Linked DNA regions of Homo sapiens: region 2 is linked to region 1. Evidence: chromatin loops called from intact Hi-C (ENCODE). Cell type or tissue: Calu3. All regions are shown on one strand. Each heading gives the region's core, and the rest is flanking DNA. Links, peaks and the distances in the headings are about the cores only.

What was found. Hi-C counts contacts between places; a loop is a spot of excess contacts. Peaks named below come from ENCODE experiments on the same cell type or tissue, not always from the same donor. Only the 100,000 strongest peaks of a DNase experiment are listed, where the experiment ranks them.
Region 2: it touches region 1 in a loop (2.8-fold over the local background); 1 of 110 quality-filtered maps calls a loop at or near these places.

What each region holds. Positions count from the first base shown.
Region 1 is chr16:9,252,785-9,260,860 of GRCh38, reverse strand. No RefSeq gene overlaps it. Among named protein-coding and RNA genes, the nearest start is that of LINC02177, 99 kb to the left of the region's middle. RefSeq lists an enhancer at 2,075-2,369. In Calu3, for the core only: a CTCF peak has its summit at 4,563; a DNase peak (open chromatin) is centred at 4,550.
Region 2 is chr16:9,795,001-9,799,000 of GRCh38, reverse strand. GRIN2A (glutamate ionotropic receptor NMDA type subunit 2A) reads left to right here. Exons shown (of 13, transcript NM_001134407.3): 11 at 537-724. All of the region lies in intron 2 of LOC105371077 (a long non-coding RNA gene), which reads right to left. Among named protein-coding and RNA genes, the nearest start is that of LINC01195, 340 kb to the right of the region's middle. In Calu3, for the core only: no CTCF peak of the experiment used is centred there; a DNase peak (open chromatin) is centred at 1,520.

The DNA.
Region 1 (8,076 bases), core at 2,477-6,476:
AAGTGCTACAGAAATAGGAGGCAGGCACCTGGCCTCAAGGCCAATAAGACATGACAATAATAAAATGAAAGGCCAAGAGCTCTCACGATGAAGTTCTAGAGGTGCTTCTGAACGGGGGCCAGGTCAGCAACTCCAGCACCAGCTCCCTGAGAGCAAGGACCTCTCCCCAGCACACAACATGCCAGGCACCTGCCAGATTTCCATAAATGTTTGCTGAAAGAATGCCAAATTCGGTGGCACTGGAGGTGGACCTTCCAGGTGGGGAAAAATTACTATGGGCAGAAATGAGCCAGGACTTTGCAAATCGACAGACCCCCCAGGGCCAAACCAGGTTATGGTAAAGGCCAGGATGTGTGTGAGGGACCAAGTGCATGGTGCCATTTGGCTGGATCTAGATCTGGTCAGCACTCTTTCTCTGCACAGAGCCAGAGAGTAAACATTTCAGGCCTTGTGGGCCATGCAGTCTCTGTTGAAACAATTCGACTCTGCCCTGATACTGTGAAAGCAGACATAGACAATCAGTAAACACATGGGTGGCTGGATTCCAATCAAACTATCTACAAAAGCAGGCTGCAAACCAGATTTGGCCCGAAGGCCCCTGATCTAGAATAAGAGAGGAAAAAGCTGGAGATGAAGCCGCAAAGGTAACTTGGAGGTCGTTAGGAGATCACAGAAGGCCTTGGCTACCACGCAAGGGAGGGCAGACCTTGAATCAGCAGTGGGAAGCTCTATGTTGGACATTAAAGTGCAAGGGTCAGCTTGGAGGACTCCATCAGACAGAAATGTGTGAGATAAGATCAGGAGCTGGGGGAGGAGAAGTGGGGTCAGGGGGACCTTTAGGAGATTTGGGGTGGCTCCCAAAGTTCTAGACAACCAAGAGCCAGAGCAGCGGCACCCAAAGAGAAAAACTGGGGTGCAAGAGATGCTTTGGTGGCCAAGGTAGTGAGGGAAAAGGAGGGGTTGGTTGGAAACAGTGCATTTTCTGGTCACTGGGGTGATGAAGAGGATGCTGTAGGCAAAGACAGGGAAGCTGGCAGGATCTTGGGGAGTGAGGATCTGGATCTGGAAGCTCAGGGAAAGCATGTTGAGCCCAGCAAAATCCGAATCTGCGGCAGCATGAGGCCCCCCATCGACTCCCCATCGCCCCACCCTCCCACCCCAACACACCCAAGCGCAGAGGCATCTGGAGACAACATTTGGGAAAAGCAAGAGTAAAAGGTTAAAATGCAGGGCTGGACTGGCTGCTGTTGTTCCCAAAGATATGAATCTGAGAGACAGAGCTCACCCCAGGCTGGGGTGAATCCCTGCATTCGGGAGCCAGAAGGAGCTTCAGAGCAGCACTCCTCAAACCTCAATGTGTCGCAAACCCCCTAGAGAGGCTGTTAAGTAAGATTCTGCTGCAGCAGGCTGAACTAGAGGCCCAGACCTTGCAATTCCAACAAGAGCCCAGTGGTGCCGATGCTGCCAGCCCAGGACCACACTTTGAAAATCGAGACCATGAACTCATTCCTCTAACGTCTGTTGTCACCTAAACGAGGACAGTGAGGATCACTGTGCTACCATTTGGTTGAGTGACTAAAACACACTAGTCACTGGAGATACTGAGAAAATAGCAAAAGGAGCTAACATTTGAGCCCTTGCTATGAGCCAGACACCACCTAAGAAACCTCCATCTGTCACTCATCCATTCCTCGCAGGGGAAGGACCAGCCATGAGGCAGGCTTCACGAGTGCCCCCGTTCTCCAGACGATTTAATGGCCTCAGCACAAGGCAGCCACACTGCAGAGCTAGAACTCCATCGCTGCACTCAAAGAGGACAGCAACGGACCACCTAGGCAAGCTATGCGTCCTCCTAATCGAGGCAAGCTCTTCAACTACATTGGACTCAAGGCATCATGAACCTCCTAAGTGAAGTGGGCTGCAGGGATCACATATCTGCTAGCAGTAGGGACACCCACGGGGCCATGTGGCTAGGATGTTACCCATGGACAATTCTTTCGCTTTGCTTCTGAGACACTAAAGCACTAAGCCCTTAGACGAGACACTTCCACAGAGCCCATGTAATGCAAATAAATGCCCCCAAATAAAAGGGAAATAATCTGGTGCAGAATTTTGTAGCTGGTGCGTATTTGATGGGCATGATTTTCAGAAGTGGCTCCCAGCCCCTTTGTCAAGGTCCTGGGGTGCAGTTCCTGCCAGGTGTTGCGATACTACCACCTAGTGGCAATGTGGAGGTCTGCTGCGGAAGTCGAAGCGTCTAAACCCCCAAAACAACAGGGTAGGCTGCATTCTGTTAACACCAGTCTGGGCGGTGGCTGTTTTTAGCTGGGTCTCTCCTTCTGTGCCACTTTCATCATGGAAACTGGCTCTCTAGACCCAAAAAAAGCTGCGACGTGCTCTGCAAAAGCTGTTTGAGGGCCAATTTTAGCTGCATTTCTTGGAATTTGGGCTCCCAGGAGGAAGGAGGGATGTGCGGTTTCAGGAAGCTGTGCATCTTCTTCCTGGAGGCTGTTCTGGCCATGAGATCATGGATCCCTTTGGGTTCTGCACTGCACCCTGCAAAGGAGTATTTGGGTTTTATACATGGCAGCAACTGTGTCCTGGGAGAGTTTTCTTCATGTGGATCAAGAGCTTTCTTCATATGGATCATTTCATTGATGCTTACAAATAACCCTACAAAGACATTTAGAATGATGCCCATTTTACAGATGAGGAAATCAAGAGTTGGGAAAGTTAAGTGACTTGGCCAAGGTCATAGAGCTGGTACCTACCAGAGCCATGATTGCAACTCCAGAGTTTGTCCTCTACACCCAGAACCCAAACAAAGCATTAATCAAGAGTTCAAAGTCCCAGGTTCACCCACACTCTGCTGCCAATTCACTGTCTGACTTTGAGCAGGTCATTTAACCTCTCTGGGTCTCAGTCTCCTCGATGATAAAATGGGTGTGTTCCTCATAGATCCTGCTTCACAAGGTTATATGAGGATCCAAGAAGAAATCTGATATCCTTTGACTCAGTGGTTCTGTTTCCTGGCCTGGGGGACATCAGACTCCCAGAGTGTTCTACAGATTCCAGGAGATGGATGAGGATAGGCTCAGGATCGTGACACATGAAACTCTGCTCCATGAGCTGGGGACTGCCATTTGTTTGATTACCATTGTGCAAAGAGCTTAGTTAGCCCCTGGTAGGAAACTGAAGAGATGACCACCTACTATGTGTCAGGCCCTTATGCTGCGCATTGGATGTGCAAACGTAAGTGAGACATAGAGTTCATGGCCATGTGGCAGAGACTGACAGGTAGCCACGTGGACCCCTATACATTAAGGACTGTGACGGAATAAATATGGGGTGGAGGAGAGGGATATGGGATCACAGAAGGTCCCCGATCTAGCTTGACAGGATAGGCACCAGAGAAGCCTTCCTAGAAGATCTGACTCTAGTGGAGCCCACAAAGCTGTTAATCAGGTAAGAAAGGAAAGAAAAGAAGACTCTTGAGAGATCTGCAGGCCACGTGACATGCCAGTGCCCTGGAGGTCAACCTGACCCAAAGACAGAAGCTTTACCAGACTGCACCATCTCCAGAATCCTAGAAATCTCTCAAGTTCCTTCCCTTCCCGCTGCTTTCCAAAGCAACCAAGTCACTATTCACCTAATAACAAACAAACAACAACAACAACAAATTAGCCATTGTCCATGTCAGCCAAGGTCCAATTTCATGCCTTAAGATTTTGGACAGGTCATTGGAAGGCTATCCATCCCTGCTGCCACCATGCCAAGCCTCAAAATGCTAAATTAAATATAGGTAAAATGACAGGCTCACTTTTCCTATCTTTTACCTTGCTTGCAGATGGCTGTCACCTAGTCGGGGACCTGCAGGTACAACTGTTTAATATCTCACTGTTTCTTCACTGATACAATGTTGTCCTCCAGGAAATAGCCAGCAATGTCTGGAGACATGTTTGGTTGTCATAACCAGGGGGTGAGAGAGATGTTGCTACAGGCATCTGGTGGGTAGAGGCCAAGGACACTGCTCAACATCCCACAGTGCGCAGAACAGCCCCTACCACAAAGAACGATGTGGCCCAAGACACCACTAGTCCAGAGGTGGTAAAACCCTGTTGCATCCTGTTGAGCTGACCATGGAGGGCACTAAAGGAAGCCATTAGGCCACTGATGAGCATTCAGAGCCCTCCTGGATAGAGATGGAGGGAAAGGGGATGTGAAGTTTTCTATCTGACTTTATTTTTACCATATTGCATTATTCATCCATGTGGTTTTCAGTATTTTACCCCATCACTGACCATCAACACTGCCCCAATTCCTGGGAAAAATCAGATGGTACCTCAGCCCTTTCCTATTCTCCATTCATTCCACCCACGTGGACTGAGCACCTAATGCATGCCAGGCACACGATGGTGCTTAAGGCATAGCCTCTGCTCTCAGAAGCATTCAGTCTCCTGCAGAAGGCAAGTTTGGCCCCTTATGTGACTGGAGAAATAGGACACCAGGTGCCACGACTCCAGGGGCGCCACCTCTCACCTTGTAGTCTATGGGAATGGCGCCCCTGGAGGACGGCTTCAGAAAAGCAGGTGAAGTTGCCTCTGGGGTTGACCAATGTGGCAGCCTCTGAAATGCTAGAAAACAGGAAAAGGCAGATCAGTGGGGAGGGGGAGCTTTAGCTGTGCCTTAAAGGCAATGGAGGAGGACAAGGAACAGACAGGGAATAATATGGACAGATAGTGGAATGAACGGACATATGTCTAATACATACCAACAAGAGTGTCAGATACAAAACCACTACAATAGACGTTGCAATACCACTTTACAATATAAAGCTCACTCAAGACTTAATAATGTGCTAGGGGCCTTCACGAATTATCTTCCTTTGCCCACACATTAACCCTGGAAACAGATATTATTATCATCTGCAAATTGCAGATAAGGAAGGTGAGGCTTCATAATTACATATTTTACTCAAAGCTGCCCAATTCCAAGGTGGCAGAGCTGAAACTGGATTGTGAATGTTGATCATATGAACTTCATCATTCTTGTCACACCCAACTAAAAAAGAGTTGAAAAGTCAGGGGGGAAAATGCACTCAGGACACATAATATTGCTGCAAGAATGTTATTCTCTGCAAGTCCAGCTGCTGAGACTGCCTGTTGTAACCTGAGACTAGTTTTATCGATAACTGCTGAGATAAAGTGCTGCAACTCTAGGACTAATTTCATCTACTGCCATCGCCCACCAATCAAGCTTGCCAGCTCCCCAGAAACGTCTAGAGCCAATGAACATTCTCAACAAGCAATACACAACATTTCTCTTTGCCATAAAACCTCCAACTTTCTCTTTGTTCTTCAAATGTACCAAAGTCCGCCCAGTCTGTGTGCAAGCCCCAAACTGCAATTCTTTCTTCCCAAATAAAACATTAAATTAAGAAATTCATCACCACATTTTTATTTTGATTTTGCCAGAACCCATGGAGTTTAATTCCAAAAACTATATGCTTAACAGCTCCCCTATTAGCTGAGAAGAAAACTGTTCAAAAGCCCAGTAAGCAATGAGCATATGAGAGTTCAGGGAGCTAGCTGAAGCAGAAAATTTACTGGAAGAAGTAAAGAGACAGGCTCTGAAAAGCATCAAATGCTGGACTAAGCAGCCTGACCCTTGACACTGTAGAACTGGGAAGGCACATAGGTTTCCTCCTGTGATCCACCCTAGTTGATAGCTAGCTATGGGGAGAAGCAGTAAGGAGAGGAGTTTGAGGCTTGCTGTAATTGATTAGTGATGTCTGCCTTGAGTGTAGGAATGGGGGATAACAGCACACTTAGTCTACACTTGCCATTCCTGATGTGGGCAATAAGGAGCCATTACAAGTTTCTGAGCAAGGAGTGCTTTAGTAGGACTACTCAGGCTATGATATGAAGAGTAGAGACCAGAGCAGAGATAGCTGGGATTCTACGGAAAGCAGCATTTTCTTCAAAATATGGAACCTGCAAAAGGCAACCTGCTCCAACAAACTTGATCAAATATTTTTACAATTATCTCCACTCCCTGAATAGTTGTTTTAACTCTACTAACCTCATTCAAGAGTTCCACTGATGGCAAGTCCAAGGAACTCCAACAGTGCTTCCCCCCCACCAAGGAATATTCCTCATTATAATTTTGTTCTCATATAACTTTGACTAATTAGAACACTTGGGAAGGAAGGGGTGGCAGACAGGCTCAGGGAATCACGACAATAAGCAAGAAGGATTTAATCACCATCTGGTAATTCTAAATTACTATCCACAGTGTCCCAACATGGAAATGTCTTCTCCAAAAGGTGCCTTATTTGAGAGGTGTGGAGTGAGGTGGCCAGTAGCCAGAGGGCACCTCAAGGTGTCCCTCCCACAGCACACAAGCAAAAGAGCTCCTGTGCTGGTCAGAAAAAAAACCTACCATGGCAAAGTCAACTGCAAGGTATTAACAAGACAGACTAAAATCATAAAACAGAGACACAGGAATGAATCTTTATACATTCCTTCAACAAGTGCTTTTAACATCCTTACTGTGTGTCAAAGTACCTTAGAAGTGATACAGACATCTTCCCACTTTATGTTGAATCCACCCCACACCATCCATAGTGGACCATAGTGACTAATGTCTTCAGAAGCCCAGCACATCTTCCTCCATTACCCTTCTTCTAGTAACTTCTAGTAATTTCTACTCCCAATCATTGGGATGGACACATGACCCAGCCAGACCTGGCCAATCATGCTCAGTGATTGCTCCAGGAGTGGGCATACGATCCAAGCAGAGCCACACAGAGTCCTCTCCTGTGACGTTCTCTTGTAGTCAGGGTTGTGAAGGACGATGTGGAATCAGGAGCAATGGTGGCCATCTTCCCCACCACATGGACAAAGCAGAAGATGGAGCCAGGCAGAGGGAAGCAGACAGTCTCCACCTCCTTCAATTCTACAAAAGCTATCTGAGAATTCTTCCTGACTACATGAACCAATACATTTCCTCCCTTGCTGATACGGTTTGGCAATGTCCCTACCCGAATCTCATCTTGAATTGTAGCTCCCATAATTCCCATGTCATGGGAGGGACCTGGTGGAGGATAATTGAATCATGGGTGCAGTTTTCCCCATACTGTTCCCATGGTAGTGAGTAAGTCTCACGAGATCTGATGGTTTTATCAGGGGTTTCCTCTTTCGCTTGGCTCCCATTCTGTCCTGTCTGCCACCATGTAAGATGTAAGTGCCTTTCGCCCTTCACCGTGATTGTGAGGCCTCCCCAGCCACACGGAACTGTGAGTTCATAAATCTCTTTTTCTTTATAAATTACCCAGTCTCAGGTATGTCTTTATCAAGCAGCCGTGAAAACAGACTAATACGCTTGCCATGAGTTATCATCTCACCCCAGTTAAAATGGCTTATATCCAAAAGACAGGTGATAACAAATGCTGGTGAGGATGTGGAGAAAAGGGAACCCTTGTAAACTGTTGGTGGGAATGTAAACTAGTACAACCACTATGGAGAACAGTTTGGAGGTTACTCAAAATACTAGAAGTTTCCAGAAGAGTTTTGACTGATACATCATCCATGACTCACATCTCCACTTGGTATCCTCCAGGGATTGGGGAACTGATGGGGGACTCACTCTCTTGAGGTAACCCTTCTACTTTGAGGCACTTTGCCAGAAATCTCTTTCTTAGAAAAAGCCAAAATTTCCCTCATGGGTCCTCCAACCCTTGAATTCTGGTTCTGCCCTCTGGAGTTCCCCAGTCTGAATCTATGACACTGCTGTATAATATCTGCTAAACATGCATTTGCAAGATGCATGCCTTCCCCCAGGCACATCACACACACACACACACACACACACACACACACACACACTAACCCCAAGCCACCTCTTTGCTTGGATGAGCACCTGAGTTCAACCTACTGTTCTGCATTTGACATGGTATAATGGTGCATCTGCATTCAGGCAAGGCTGGATCTAGGGGAACATATGAAATAAATCATCAGGACACTATCTCACCTTTTCTTTGTTCTAATTTCTTCAGTCTTGGCTGTGTTCACAGAT
Region 2 (4,000 bases), core at 1-4,000, 540 kb before region 1:
TAGGTAGCTTTAATTTTAATTGTATTTTTAATACTTTTCTATATTATTTGGATTTTTAAAAATTCTGCAATAATTTCTGTATGATAAATAAGCAGCACATGTATTTCTTTTGGGAGGAAAAAATATTCCTATTTAGTTCCTTTCCCCTTCATACACACTACCACCAAATTCTTCTGCCCCTTAGTGGTTTATTTTGTTCTGATGCAAACCTTTCTAAATAGGGCACTGTCCTCCACCACTGGGAGTGTTAAGGACAAACACTTAGCAAACCAGCAAACTCAACTGTTTACTCACTTGGGTATATGGATCCTTCATGTCTTTATTTAGCTGCCTCTTGTAAGTTGGAGAGAAAAGGTTCTGGCTTTTATCTCCTCATTAAAAATAGATCCTTTTATGATGAGGGGATGGAGAGGCCATGAGTCATCATCACCAGCATGAAAGAAAGTGTGGGATGCTTTCAGGATCAGGCCTCAGGAGCTGGACCCCGAGGTGGTACCTGGCCACCCCTATGACCCCCTGGTTTCTTGTCATTTCAGGAAGCTGGACGCTTTCATCTACGATGCCGCAGTCTTGAATTACAAGGCTGGGAGGGATGAAGGCTGCAAGCTGGTGACCATCGGGAGTGGGTACATCTTTGCCACCACCGGTTATGGAATTGCCCTTCAGAAAGGCTCTCCTTGGAAGAGGCAGATCGACCTGGCCTTGCTTCAGTTTGTGGGTGATGGTAAGACCCCGGGTGACCCCTTTCTTTAGGGGGACTTGAGACCCTCACACTCGCTTTGTTTGCTCCTGGGCTTCCCAGTGGATCTTTGCATGATGAGTTTGCTCCCTAAAAATATTTACTGAGTTCCTGTCACATGAAACCATGGTTCTTTAGGTTGCTTATAATGGAAAGCAATTCTAGATAACTAAATTTAACAAACAAAAGTATTCTAAGGATACAGTCTCTCTCAGGGGATTTAGGAAAGAGTTAAATAGGTTTAGAAAAAGACAAGAGCCAGGACAGTCCTGGTGCCTTAAGTGGGAATTTATAGGTCTTCTGTCTAGGGCAGTGGTTCTCAAAGGGTGAAGGGCAATTTTGTCCCTCAGGTGACATTTGGCAATGCCTGGAGACACATTCAGTGATCACGGCTGGGAATCTGCTTGCTGATCTAATGGGTAGAGGCCAGGGCCAGAAGATGCAGGAAAACACCTTACAGGGTCCAGGACAGCCCCCTACATCACAAAACACAAAATTATCCAACCTCACATGTTGGTAGGCTGTGGTTGAGAAACGCTGCTGTACAAAATTACATAACTAGGCTGTAATCAGTCCCAATTTCACTCCAGAGAAAGGATTTCTGATGCATTTTGAGGTCAAAGACTCTTTCCTAGACTTATCAGGCATGACTCACGGTGGAGTCATGTTGTACCAACATGGCAACTCATGTTCTTATCCCGTGGAGGAATGAAGGAAAGGCAATCTCTATTGCAGTCTAATGAGACTGTGGCATTTATAGAACTGTAAAGCCGCTTGGGCCAGCTGTGTCACCAGAAGCATTTCCTCCTGTCTGCCCTTTCTACTTCATAGCTGGTGATCTCACTATAGCCCGGGGTTTCCTGGCATGGCCTCTAGAGGCTGGCCGTGGCTTGGAATGGCAGGTTGGTTTCCTTTCAATTGCCAACACGGAGGAAATAGGAAAAGCAAAGTCAGCTCAGATAGCAGGTTAACACCAAAAATGAGCTCGGTATGAGGAGGATAGAAAGGCTCAAGCCAGAGGGCAGAAGCCCCGTTCAAATAGTGGAGGCTATATTCAGAGATGATTACAGAACGTGTTATGCCAGGCTACAGGTGGGAGAGAAAAATCTAGTTACCACTACAGTGAAATGCAATATCAAAATAGGCAGAGGTTAGCTAGTGCATAGGGTTAGTGTGAATTCGAATGAAGTGCACAATTACTTGTGGCTTCTTATCTTCTTTCTATTCACAGAGTTAAATCCTAGATTCTCACAGTGCCATCAGGCATTCTAAATGTGTTTTATATTTAACTCCCAAATGAGAACATGTGAGTCTTTGAATTCTCCATAGGGCATTTGTACCTTCCTCAGATCACTGGCCATGTTCTCTGCTGTGTAATAATGATTTGTGGCTGTGTTGGTCAGCTTTTTGCTGTGAGATCTTAGAGGCGTACAACAGTAAGCATTTATTTTCCTCATGGTAGTGCAGGTTGAGTGGAGAAGCTCTGCCTGGGGTGGGGATAGTGCCTCTGCTTCCTGCCACAAGCGTACGAATCAGTGGTGTGGTCTCTGCTCCACACGTGTTTCTGCTGTGTCTCGGGCTGAAAAGGTAGCAGCTACCTGGGGAAGCTCTTTTCCTGGCCATGGCAGAAGCACAGAAAGGAACGCCTAGCTGCACATGCACATTTCAAGCCACTGCTTGGTCACGTTCACGTCTGCTAACATCCTTCTGTCCAAAGCAGGTCAGGTGGCCAAGTTCAGGGTCAAGGGATTGCAGGTATACTCTGCCTTTCATGAGATAGGTCTTGAAGTTTTATGGCAATAGTGTGGACACTGAGAGTATGCTGAAGAATTGGGGCCAAATGTTTTGCCTATCACAGGGGTGGATAATCACCCTTACAGGGGATGAACTATTCAGCAAACAGGAGTCTTATTTCCAGCATTACAACAAAACACTGAACATCACAGGTAAATTGGTCAATAAAGGTTTGAATGAATAAATACATGTATGGATGAATGATTGATTGATGTTAAGATGTATTTCATTTGGCTGGAAACTTTTAAATGTGATAGGTATCTGTCAAATAAGTGAGTTCTAACTCTAGCCCCACCCACCATTGGTGTCACTCTCGAAGCATCTATTATAAAACAGCTAACATATTTAGGGACTTGGGTATGTCAATCATCATACTGGATGCATTACATACGTTCCTCAATGTAATCTTCGTAACCTTATGAGGTTAAATGTTGCTTATTCCCACTTTACAGAGGAGGAAATTGAATCTCAGAGGGCAAATCCCCTAGCTAGTAAGTGGCAAAGCTTCTACTTCAGGGACCTTACTCTGGAAGGGGGCCAATTAGGGAAGACTGTTGTTATATTTAATTCTCTAAGTTATCTATCAAAGATGACTAAACTCTTGAGATGTATAAATCCTTTAGGAAGGAGTAATTTAGTGCACATCTGAACTAAATCTACTGTCCCATTTACAAATACTTCTATGAAAGAAGTGATCTTTTTTAGCCTCGGTTTATTCATCTGTGAAAGGGTACAGAAATAATTACCTAATAAGGCTGGTGTGAAGATGAAATGGGAGAATACATGTAAAGTGCATAGCTTAGCTTAGCATAGACCCTGTAACATACAAGTGGTTCAATAAATGTTAGCCATCACCATTGTAGTTACAGAAAAGGGGTCCCAATGCAGACCTCAAGAGAGGGTTCTTGGATCTCATGCAAGAAAGAATTCAGGGCAAGTCCATGGAGTAAAGTCAAAGCAAGTTTATTAAGAAAGTTAAGGAATAAAAGAATGGCTACTCCATAGACAGAGCAGACCCAAGGCTGGGTTATTTCTTGATGATATGCTAAACACGGGGTGGATTATTCATGCCTCCCTTTTTTAGACCATATAGGGTAACTTCCTGATGTTGCCATGGCATTTGTAAACTGTCATGGCGCTGGTGGGAGTGTAGCAGTGGGGACGACCAGAGATCCCTCTCATGGCCATCTTGGTTTTGTTGGGTTTTGGCCAGCTTCTTTACTGCAACCTGTTTTGTCTCTCAGCATGGTCTTTATGATCTATATCTTTTGCCCACCTCCTATCTCATCTTGTGACTTAGAATGCCTTAAGCCATTTACGAATGCAGCCCAGTAGGTCTCAGCCTCATTTTACCCAGCTACTATTTAAGATGGAGTGTTCTGGTTCACACGCCTCTGATATCATTATTATCATTATCATCACCACCACCATCACCGTCATCATCATCATCATCATGACCATTGCCAT